2 separate regions of the Homo sapiens genome follow, and region 1 is linked to region 2. The links are chromatin loops, found by intact Hi-C in ENCODE. Cell type or tissue: heart left ventricle. All regions are shown on one strand. Each heading gives the region's core, and the rest is flanking DNA. Links, peaks and the distances in the headings are about the cores only. Region 1 overlaps CDKN2B-AS1 (CDKN2B and CDKN2A antisense cis and trans regulatory RNA 1). Region 2 holds the start of CDKN2B-AS1 (CDKN2B and CDKN2A antisense cis and trans regulatory RNA 1).

What was found. Hi-C counts contacts between places; a loop is a spot of excess contacts. Peaks named below come from ENCODE experiments on the same cell type or tissue, not always from the same donor. Only the 100,000 strongest peaks of a DNase experiment are listed, where the experiment ranks them.
Region 1: it touches region 2 in a loop (4-fold over the local background); 3 of 110 quality-filtered maps call a loop at or near these places.

Annotation. Positions count from the first base shown.
Region 1 is chr9:22,052,862-22,058,239 of GRCh38, forward strand. CDKN2B-AS1 (CDKN2B and CDKN2A antisense cis and trans regulatory RNA 1) reads left to right here. Exons shown (of 19, transcript NR_003529.4): 7 at 3,391-3,526. Among named protein-coding and RNA genes, the nearest start is that of CDKN2B, 46 kb to the left of the region's middle. In heart left ventricle, for the core only: no CTCF peak of the experiment used is centred there; no DNase peak of the experiment used is centred there.
Region 2 is chr9:21,993,945-21,999,269 of GRCh38, forward strand. CDKN2B-AS1 (CDKN2B and CDKN2A antisense cis and trans regulatory RNA 1) reads left to right here and starts at 847. Exons shown (of 19, transcript NR_003529.4): 1 at 847-1,217. LOC124902130 (a long non-coding RNA gene) reads right to left here and starts at 84. Exons shown (of 2, transcript XR_007061436.1): 1 at 1-84. It also overlaps a transcript of CDKN2A not described here. RefSeq lists silencers at 521-780, 1,101-1,300. In heart left ventricle, for the core only: CTCF peaks have their summits at 861 and 1,889; DNase peaks (open chromatin) are centred at 317, 807, 1,437 and 1,987; H3K4me3 peaks cover 2,277 bases; H3K27ac peaks cover 1,411 bases; H3K27me3 peaks cover 354 bases.

The DNA.
Region 1 (5,378 bases), core at 70-5,069, 59 kb after region 2:
CAAAGCCCCATGCTGTCATTTTTTCTCATCCTGCCCCTTTATTTTGATGATTCCACATTGTAGTTCATGAAACCAATACCTTCTAGAGTGTGGCTGAACTGGCGCCAGCATTAAGAAAAGGAGTTTCCAAACTTTTTAGTTTTGTGAGAAAATGTTAGAGGAAGAGGGAGGTTAGGTTGACTATTTATACTTATGTAATCTTCTGTGAATTTGCAGTAGTTATCACCTTGTACTCTCAAAAGTTTTCTAGCTCTGAGTATGTGAATCTGAAAGTGCAGGAAGTAGGAATCTTAGCACAAAACAACCAGTTTGGATTATCACACAATTAATATGGGACGGAGCTGGAGGATGGACCTGAACAGAATGTATATTCTTTATCACTAGGTTATTTATCTATCTACAGATGTCTAGAAAGACCTGGGCTTTTTTAGCAAACGTTTGAGAATCTAGGTTTCTAAGTTTCCATTGACCATGAAAGAGTGATTAGTTTTAGAAGACAGTTGGGGGCAACATTGTGCAAGTCAGAAGAGGGGATGAAGAAAATCATAAAGCTAAACATGTTTGCCATAGGCCCAGGCTGTTTTTCAGCATGTTTCACCTAGCAGCTTGGCAGATAATTCCCAGTGATCATTAGGTCTGTGGAAATTCTGTTTGGTTTATAAAGTTTTGGCCCTGACTATGTGTACCACTGATAACTTGTTTTTCTCTCTCTTCCCTTTTCCTCCAACTCGTAGCCAGAGCTACCTTCCAGATGACTTCTTTCTACCACTTTCTTTCTTCCCAGTGTAAGAGAATGCAAGTATATGCTGATGTTTGGAGCAAGAACATTCAAAAATTTTCTTATTAACATAACTTCTAATGGAAATACAGTATACTACTATGGTGCATACAAAGAAGAAATAGCAACATATATTTGTTTTAGACCTGATTGCTGTATTTTATTCCTTAGGTCCTCCTTGATGTCTTGTAGACCGTCACTAGCTAATTGTTACAGCCATCGAAGGAAAAAATAAGGATTTTTACTTAGGACATACGTAACAGAAAAAGAGATGGTTTAGCAAAAAAGCACAGGCTTTGCAATAAGCAGCCTTAAATTAAAAAAAAAAAAGTTAACTCATAACTAACTGTGTGACCTGGGATAAGTTACTGACCCTCTTTAGGGCTTAGGGTCCTAATCTGCAAAACGGAAATTATAATAATAACCTTAGCTAGCATTTCTTGTGCACATACTATAAGCTGGTGATAAACAATTTATACACACTATCTCATTTAATCCTCACAACAATCCTGTGAGATAGGTACTATTATCATTTCTATTTTACAGATGAAGAATCCAGACATAAGAAGTGAAGTTAAGTAACTTTCTCAAGGTCGCACAGCTACCATATGATGGAGCTGGAATGTGAATCTCTGCAGTTTGACGCCAGAGTGCATGCTCTTAGTCACTACATTTGTCTACAAATCTAAAACACGTAAGACACATAGGAGGTGCTCAGTTAGTGGTATCTATTATTAAATCAGACTATAAATAATCACCAGGCAATACTTGAAAGGCCACAAACAATTTCTTAGGATTTGTGACAATACTAATAATTATAACTGATTATGAGCATACCTTGTGTCAGGCACTTCTTTTCATAGTATTTCAGTCATTATTTAAGAGATTTATTCTTATTTTTATTTTTCTAGTGAGAAAACTGAGGCTCAAAAAAGCCGACAAATTTGTTTAGGATTACAAAAATATCAAATGATAGGATTGAAAATCAAATCCATATCCTTTCTATGTGAAAACCTGTGTTCTTTCAGCTTTTTTTATTTTTATTTTTTTATTTTTTATTTATTTTTTTAAATTTTTATTTATTTTATTTTTTTATTTTATAAGCCTTTTTATTTTTATTTATTTTACTTTATTTGTTGTTGCTGGTGTTTTTTTCTTGAGACAGAGTCTCACTCTGTCTCAGCTCACTGTAACTTCTGCCTCCCGGGTTCAAGCAATTCTCCTGCCTCTGCCTCCCAAGGAGCTGGGATTACAGGCACCTGCCACCATGCCTGGCTCACTTTTGTATTTTTAGTAGAGATGGGGTTTCACCATGTTGGCCAGGCTGGTCTCGAACTCCTGACCTCAAGTGATCTGCCTGCCTTGGCCTCCCAAAGTGCTGGGATTTACAGGCATGAGCCACCACGCCCAGCCTGCCTGATTTTTAAAATTATTAAATTCATATTTGTTATTTATCAGATGCCTCTGCCACTTTATTTTTTAAAAATTTATTTTTATTAAGGTATAGTTAACAAATAAAAATTCTATATATTTATTGTGTACAGTGGAATGTTTTGATATATGTATACATTGTGAAATGGTTAAATCAAACTAAGATATCTGTCATCTCATATGCATGCCATATTTTTGTGGTGAGAACATTTATGATCTACTCTCTTAGCAATTTTTAATATTCTGCTGTTTGACTTTTAAACCAAGGCTTGGATTAGGACAGTCTTTGTAGCTTAGTTTTAGGTTCAGGGATAACAAAAGTTGTTTTATCCTTTGGGCTTTTGCAACTTGCCATTTTCTTAATGAAGATCTGGGAGAAAAATTAGTTTAAGTGGTTTTTAAAATAGCCATTAGCTCAGGACATACTCAGCCAAGGCAGGATAAGTAGTTTTGCCAGCATTCTTCTGTAGGTAGGTTGGTTGTTTTTTGTTTTTTTGCCACAGTCTTTTTAAAAAATATAACTTTAAAAAAACCTTGGTTTTCTGTGATTGATCTTTTTCACTATTTTTTATAGAGGGCCAGGAATATGAGTAAATAATTCTTGGGCTTGGGTGCAGATGATCCACGTGCTGGCAGACAGAAATCTAAAGGGACAAAAGAGGCTGTCCTTTGAAGATACTTTTCCTGGCTTGGGTTTTATATTTTTGGATTTGATTTAGTGAAAATTTTTATTGAGGACCTACTGCATACCAGACACTCGGCTACATTATGAGAGGTTTGGGGGGCCTATATTGGCATATAGGGAGGATGAATAAAGAATACAAACAATTATAGTACAAATCAGAATAAAATTTGGCATGCAACGGGCTATCAGATAGTATGGAGGAAGAAAGCATATTTTATTAGTGGAGCTAGGAAATACGTTACAAAGTTGATAGCATTCTTGATGGGTCTTGAAGGTTACATAGATTTTTTTTTCTTTTTTTTTTTTTGAGACGGAGTCTTGCAGTGTCGTCTGGGCTGGAGTGCAGTGGTGCAATCTCACCTCCCGGGTTCAAGTGACTCTCCTGCCTCAGCCTCCTGAGTAGCTCGGATTAGAGGCTCCTGCCACCACATCCAGCTAATTTATATATGTGTGTGTGTATATATATATATATATATATATTTTTTTTTTTTTCCAGTAGAGACGGGGTTTCACCATGTTGGCCAGACTGGTCTTGAACTCTCGACCTCGTGATTCGCCCGCCTCGGCCTCCCAAAGTGCTGGGATTACAGGTGTGAGACACCACACCCGGCGGATAGAGAGAATTTTGACAGGTGAGGAGGTATTCCAATGCAAAAGAATAATAGGAGCAAAAGCACAGTGGTGAGAAATTGGAGGGGAACTGTGAAAATTGCCACATAGATTAGAGGCAGGAAAATAAAGGACGGCTAAGTTTATATAGTGAACAGTGAGCCGCATGGACACAGGTGACTGTTTTCTCCTTTTTGAACCCCTGCTTACTCCAGAGTCACCACCTCTCCTGGCTTTCTGCCAATCTTCTTGGCCACAGTTTCTCGGTCTTCTTTTCTGGCTTCTCTTCCTTGGCCTGAATGCTACATGTTAAGTGATGTCAGCTTCAGTTTTCTTAACCTCTCTTCTCTTAAGTTGCTATCATTTAAATATCTTTAAATATCATCTACATCCAAGTGACCTCTAAACCAGTAATTTTACCCATGACCCATCTCCTCAACTCCGGATTGTATATAAAACTGTCTACTCAACATCTTCACTTTTGATGTCTAAATCTCTATGTCCAATTTAGAATTCTTGATTCTTTGCTTTCCCTCCCTCCTGGAAATCCTGCTCTTACCAGTCTTCCCCATCTTAATTAATGAACCTGACATTCACCTAGTAGCTTAGTCCTCAAAACTAGGGATTAATCTAGATTTAGTCATTTTTCTTACTCTTGCCATATAATAACATATTATTCTGAGTTTACCTTTACCCGACCCCAAATAGGTAACTGCTGTTTTTGTTATAAGATAGTAATATTTGCCTCTGAGTGTATGTGAATTATTTTGATAAAAATAAATATTATTTTTAAAATATTAATTTTACAGGGATTGTCTCTTGATTTCTTTCCAAAAGTTAACTCATAAGTTGTTCAGCAGAGCTATGTATTCTTCAGTATGTTATAATTTCGTTCCATCTTCCAAAAGGCCTTCACATTCTCTTGGCTTACAGACTCAGATGCTATGGATTAGATACACAAGTACATGTTCCTGTATATCTATTATATAGTGAACATAACAATTATGATTGTGATCTTCCAAAGCTCGTATTTTTAATCAAAATTAATTAAATATTTTAAGCCAAAGAATAAAGGTAGATGCAGCATCTAGTCAAAAGGATATTTCTGCTGGCCACACTCAGGAAGACATAAAGATATAGTTGTAGAAAGTGATATAGTATTGGCCAGGTGTGGTGGCTCACACCTGTAATCCCAGCACTTTGGGAGGCCAAGGTGGGCTGATTGCTTGAGCTCAGGAGTTCGAGGCCAGCTTGGGCAACATGGTGTAAACCCCATCTCTACAAAATACAAAAATTAGCCAGGTGTGGTGGTGGGCACCTGGAGTCTCAGCTACTCAGGAGGCAGAGGTGGAGGATTGCTTGAGCCTGCGAGGTGGAGGTTGCAGTGAGCTGAGGTAGTGCCACTGCACTCCAGCCTGGGCGATAGAGTGAGACCCTGTCTTGAGAAAAAAAAAAGCAACCCAGTGATAGGCTGGGCAAGGTGGCTCATGCCTATATTTCTAGCAGTTTGAGAGGCCAAGGCGGGTGGATCACCTGAGGTCAGGAGTTTGCAACCAGCCTTGCCAACATGGTGAAACCCTGTCTCTACTAAAAATATAAAAAATTAGCCAGGTGTGGTGGTGGGCACCTGTAATCCCAGCTACTGGGGAGGCTGAGGCAGGAGATTTGCTTGAAAAAAAATTAGCCAGGTGTGGTGGTGGGCACCTGTAATCCCAGCTACTGGGGAGGCTGAGGCAGGAGATTTGCTTGAATCCGAGAGGCAGAGGCTACAGTGAGCCGAGATTGCGCCATTGCACTTCAGCCTGGGCAGCAAGAGCGAAACTCCATCTCAAAAATGAAACAAACAAACCCAGTGAAAACCAGTATTGAAAATAG
Region 2 (5,325 bases), core at 1-5,000:
GAAGGGAGGTCCAGGTTCAATGGTACTGCGAGAACCACATGTCTAAGTCGTTGTAACCCGAATGGGGAAGCCTCCACCGGCGGTTATCTCCTCCTCCTCCTAGCCTGGGCTAGAGACGAATTATCTGTTTACGAAATCACACCAAACAAAACAAGTGCCGAATGCGCCCCGGACTTTTCGAGGGCCTTTCCTACCTGGTCTTCTAGGAAGCGGCTGCTGCCCTAGACGCTGGCTCCTCAGTAGCATCAGCACGAGGGCCACAGCGGCGGGCGCCCCTGGCGCTGCCCACTCCCCCGTGAGCCGCGGGATGTGAACCACGAAAACCCTCACTCGCGGCGGGCCGCACGCGCGCCGAATCCGGAGGGTCACCAAGAACCTGCGCACCATGTTCTCGCCGCCTCCAGGGCCGAGCTCGGCAGCCGCTGCGCCGCCCTTTGGCACCAGAGGTGAGCAGCGCCACTCCTGCCCCCTTAACTGCAGACTGGGACCCACGCACCGCCCCCTGCCCATCTCCGCCCCGCAGGCGCGCACCCGCCTTCCCTGAGCGCGCCCGCCCCCCACCTTCACCCCCACCCCCACCCCACCCCCACTCCCACCCGGACCTCCAAGATCTCGGAACGGCTCTGAGCCCTGCGCACGCGGGAAGGGCTGCCGGAGGCGCCCGTAGGGAGGCGCGCGCGCGGGCGGCTCAGGGCCCGCGTTCCTCTCCCTCCCGCCTACCGCCACTTTCCCGCCCTGTGTGCGCCCCCACCCCCACCACCATCTTCCCACCCTCAGCGCGGGCGCCCCGCGGTGACGGCCCAGGGGCCGGACGCCTGGAACGCAACTCCAGGCAGCTCGCCCCCTAGCTACATCCGTCACCTGACACGGCCCTACCAGGAACAGCCGCGCTCCCGCGGATTCTGGTGCTGCTCGCGTCCCCGCTCCCCTATTCCCCTTATTTTATTCCTGGCTCCCCTCGTCGAAAGTCTTCCATTCTTCAAACTAGATTATTTAAAAATGAAAAAGGAAGAAAGGAAAGCGAGGTCATCTCATTGCTCTATCCGCCAATCAGGAGGCTGAATGTCAGTTTTGAACTAAAAGCCGCTCCGCTCCTCTTCTAGATTTGGAAAACAAGCGAAATTAAACTAAACCGCTGCACGCCTCTGACGCGACATCTGGACACGGCGCGGCGCTGGCGCTGCCGGAGCTGTCGACCCGGCCTGGCGCCGGACTAGGTAGGTGGAGTCGCACCCGGGGGTCCCAGCTGGGTCCGGGCGCCCATTCCCCTCCCAGCTGCCCGCGTCGCCGAGGGCGCCTGGCTGGGACAAGCACCGAGTCCTTTGTGTCTAGCCCATTTTTATTTTCGGTTTTAACCTTCACGACAGCCGCGGAGCATCTGAGCGCTTCTTCCTCTTTCCTCTTCCCCCGCGCTCCCCTCCCCTGCTGGCCGCTCCCCTCCTGTCGCCGCGTCCTCGCGTAGAATGGTTGTCTTGGCGACCGTTGGCCGCTGCCGCCTCCACGCTCTGCCCCGCGCCCAGACACCCCGACTCCCCTTGATCCCGCCGCCTGACTCCTCGGCGTACGTTCTCTCTCCGGTCTCCCCCTCCATGTCCCCTCCTCCCCTTTTCTTCCACATCACCGATCCTTTCTGGACTCTCTCCCTTCCTCCTTTCCAGCTGGGAGACAGGAAAAGCGGTCCTGTTTGGGAACAGTAAAAGCAGGGCAAGGAAAGGAAGGAGCGGCAGAAAGGAGGGGTGAGTCGAGGACACAGGGGCAGCCGGAGAATGCGGAGGAGCCGGGTCCTGAGCGCGGTCTAAGCGAGGCTCGGCTCTCGTCCAGGAACTCGGACGCGGGCTCGCCGGCTCTCCGCGCGCGGGAAGTCGAGCCCAGGACGCCGCCTTCAGGCCGGCGCGCTGACCCGGTGCCCCGACCCGGAGCCTGCGGTCTGCCTGGATCCGTCCTAAACCTCGCGGGCTGGACCCGCGGCCTGAGTGGGTGGGTGTGTGCCAGAGGATTCGGGACTAGGCCCAGCTCCGGGAACCTGGAAATGTGGCCCGCTTCTCAGTGGCTTCCTGTTCATGCGCTTGGGCCTAGTGGCCTAGTTGAAGAAGTGGAACCACAGCGTGAGCCGACAGGGCCTTACAGATCAGACGTCAAGCCCCCCAGACCTTACAGGGGAGGAAAGTGAGGCCTGCACTGGCCGAGCCACCCACTTAAGGCGGTGCGGTAGCCTAGAGGAGCGGCAGACTTCTCTTTCCCCATCCCCCGCCCCATCACTTGACGTTGCTGCCGGACCTCGGTACAAACCCAAGACAAAACGGGGCCCTTTGGAAAAAGTGAGATTTAGCGATCACTCTTACGTAGCCACTCTAAATATCTATCTAGATATTTACAAATGCACCTCCCCGGTAGGTAGATTTCACTCAGAATTTACCCAACACCGTGCTTTGTGCTGGGGCCACATGCCACCTTTCTGTCTAGTATGGCTGCTCTTTCTCCCTCTTCGCAAATATAGCTCTTTTTCCTTCAGGTCTCTTCTGAAGTAAGTAGCCCTTCCTCAGAAATGCTTCCCTTTTCAGGCACCCTCATACCACCGTGATTTTTTTCTTTATAGCACTTAGGACGAAGAGATTATTTTACTTATGTACTTGTTTACTTGTTTGTTGTGTAGAATGTCAGCTCTATGGGAACCAGATCCTTTTATGGGTCTTCCTCTGCACCTATGCCACGCCCCCAGCATTCCCCTCCTACCACCACCTTCAGCCGGCCTCCGCCTCTGTAGGGGGGCATTAGGTTTTCTGTCCCACAGAGGAAGGGCGCTTTAGAAAGGGTTAGTTCATCCTGGAAGAAAAACGATGTCGGATGCCAGCATAGTGTCATTTAAAGATACTGGAGGAATGGAGTGGGAGCGGTGAGGGTTTCTTGGGCCTAGACAATGTAACTAGTTGTTGCAATAAAGCATGGTGGGGAAAGGAGAAAAGGCACGTATTAAACATCTTTTGAAGTCGCTATCTATATCAGTCAGTTCTCCAGGGAAACAGAACCCATTGTGTGTGTGTGCGTGCCAGTACCACACATATGTATATGTATATACACACCGTCATGGGGTTGCTTAACAACAGGGATACATTCTCAGACATGTATCTTTAGGCGATTTCATTGTTGTGCAAACATCATATACAAACCTAGGTGGTATAGTCTATTATACATCTAGGCTGTATGGTATGGGCTATTGCTCCTAGGCTGCAAACCTTTACAACATGTTACTATACTGAATACTGTAGATAATTGTAACAAAATGTAGTTTTATATCTAAACACATCTAAACATAGAAAAGGTAGTATGTTGTGCTACAACTTTAGGACAGCTATGACATCACTAGGGGATAGGAATTTTTCACATCCATTATAATCTTATGGGACACCACCAATATGTGACTGTGGTTGACTGAAGCATCGTTATCCAGCACATGACTCTGTGTGTGTATACAATTTTATATATACGTACATTATATGTCTACACACACATATGTGGGGGAGAGAAAGAGAGGGAGGGAGAGAGAGAGAGAGAGAGAGAGAAAGAGAAAGAGAGAAAATACTTATTTTAAGGAATTGTCTCAGAAAATGGTGGGGGTTGACAAATTGGAGACCCAGGGAAGAGTTGTTGTTGCAAGACTTGAATCCAAAGGCAATCTGGAAGCAGAATTTCTTCTTCCTTGAGGGACCTCAGTCATTTCTCTTAAGCTCTTCAACTGCTTGGATGAGGACCACCCATATTATTGAGGATAATCTGCTTTTTCAAGTCTACTGACTTAAATGTTAATCATATCTAAAAAATACCTCCACAGCAATATTTAGACTGGTGTTTGACTCAAACACTGGGTACCACAGCCTAGCCAAGTTGACATACCAAATTAACTGTCACATTATCCCGTCATGCCTGAGGGGTTCTCTGACCCTCAGTTTTCTGAGGATCAAATTTAAATTGAGGGATCTATCTTTGTTTATTGGAGCCATATAGCTCAAAGTATAATCATTTTCTCTCCACAGGAACTAGACCTAGGGATAAGGGTAATTGCTTATTTCAGAGGAATGCCATCTGAATAAAAGGATAATTATATAGTAAGCTCTCTGTTCAAAAAATGTAAATATTAAAGTTTGAACATCTAAATTCCATCTTGGTTTCCCCCACTGCCGCTGCCCAATACCTGTTCTCTTTCAGTTGCAGTATGCAGGGGAATTCTAAGTTTAATATTAGTCTCAGCAAAATACAATGGTGAAGATGACTCTTTCTAGCATAACAATGGGTATGTGGTATTCCAAATACTTTTGGAATGCGGAGTGACTATTGGCTATGTGCTCTTCAAAAAATTAATAATGAAGAACTGAGCATGTAATTTCACTTATATTACTTATTTTATCCTCACAGTGGCCTTTCAAAATTGGGATTATTACTCCTGTTTTACAGGTGGAAAGAATGAGGCCTAGAAAGGCTCAAATCTTGAACACTTCATGGCCAGCAAGAGCCAGGGCTGGAATCATCAGGCAGGCCTTTGGGTTACAAGCCTTGTGCCTTTTCTGTTGTCCCAAAGGCCAGGGTCAATAGGGAGTGAGTTATCTGTGGGTCACTTATGCAGACAGAATCACTGAATATTGGAAGTTTTTGGGGTTCTCTTCCACTGGCCTAAAAACCTGAGTTAATTGAGTTTTTTTTAACAGGGGTAAATAATTTTCTGTTTTAGATCAGCAAATTCATTCCATAGGCAGGGATAGGGGAGAAAAATCTTACTGAATATCCCTTGTCTTGTTCTCCTCCTCCCCAAACTTAATGTCCTATGACACTAGCTTTATCCCTTAGGTAACTCTTGATTATCCAAATTTCATGAGAAACTTTCCTAACATTGCACATGCTCAAACTCAAAACCCCAAAGTCATAAGAAAAAAGATAACATAAGCAAGAATAAAAAACAATTATTTGATCATATATGTCAAAAGATTAATTACTAGACTATATAAATAAATACATAATCCAGTAAAACAACAATCCAATAAAAAAGGCAAAGGATATAATAGTTTATAGTAGAATATGTGCAAATAGTAAAAAATAAAAAGATAATCTTACTCATTAATAAATGTAAACAGAAACAATGGCATATAACCACAAGTGTGGCAAAAAGAAAAAAGACTACTTTGACAAAGTTGTCAGGAAACAATCACTCTTACTATTACAACTTGGTGTAATTGTTTTGAAAGGCAGCATTACAATATCTAGTCAAAACTGTATGAGAATATAGGTACCCTTTGACTCAGCTATTCCACTATTTTAAGTATGTAAAGACACACA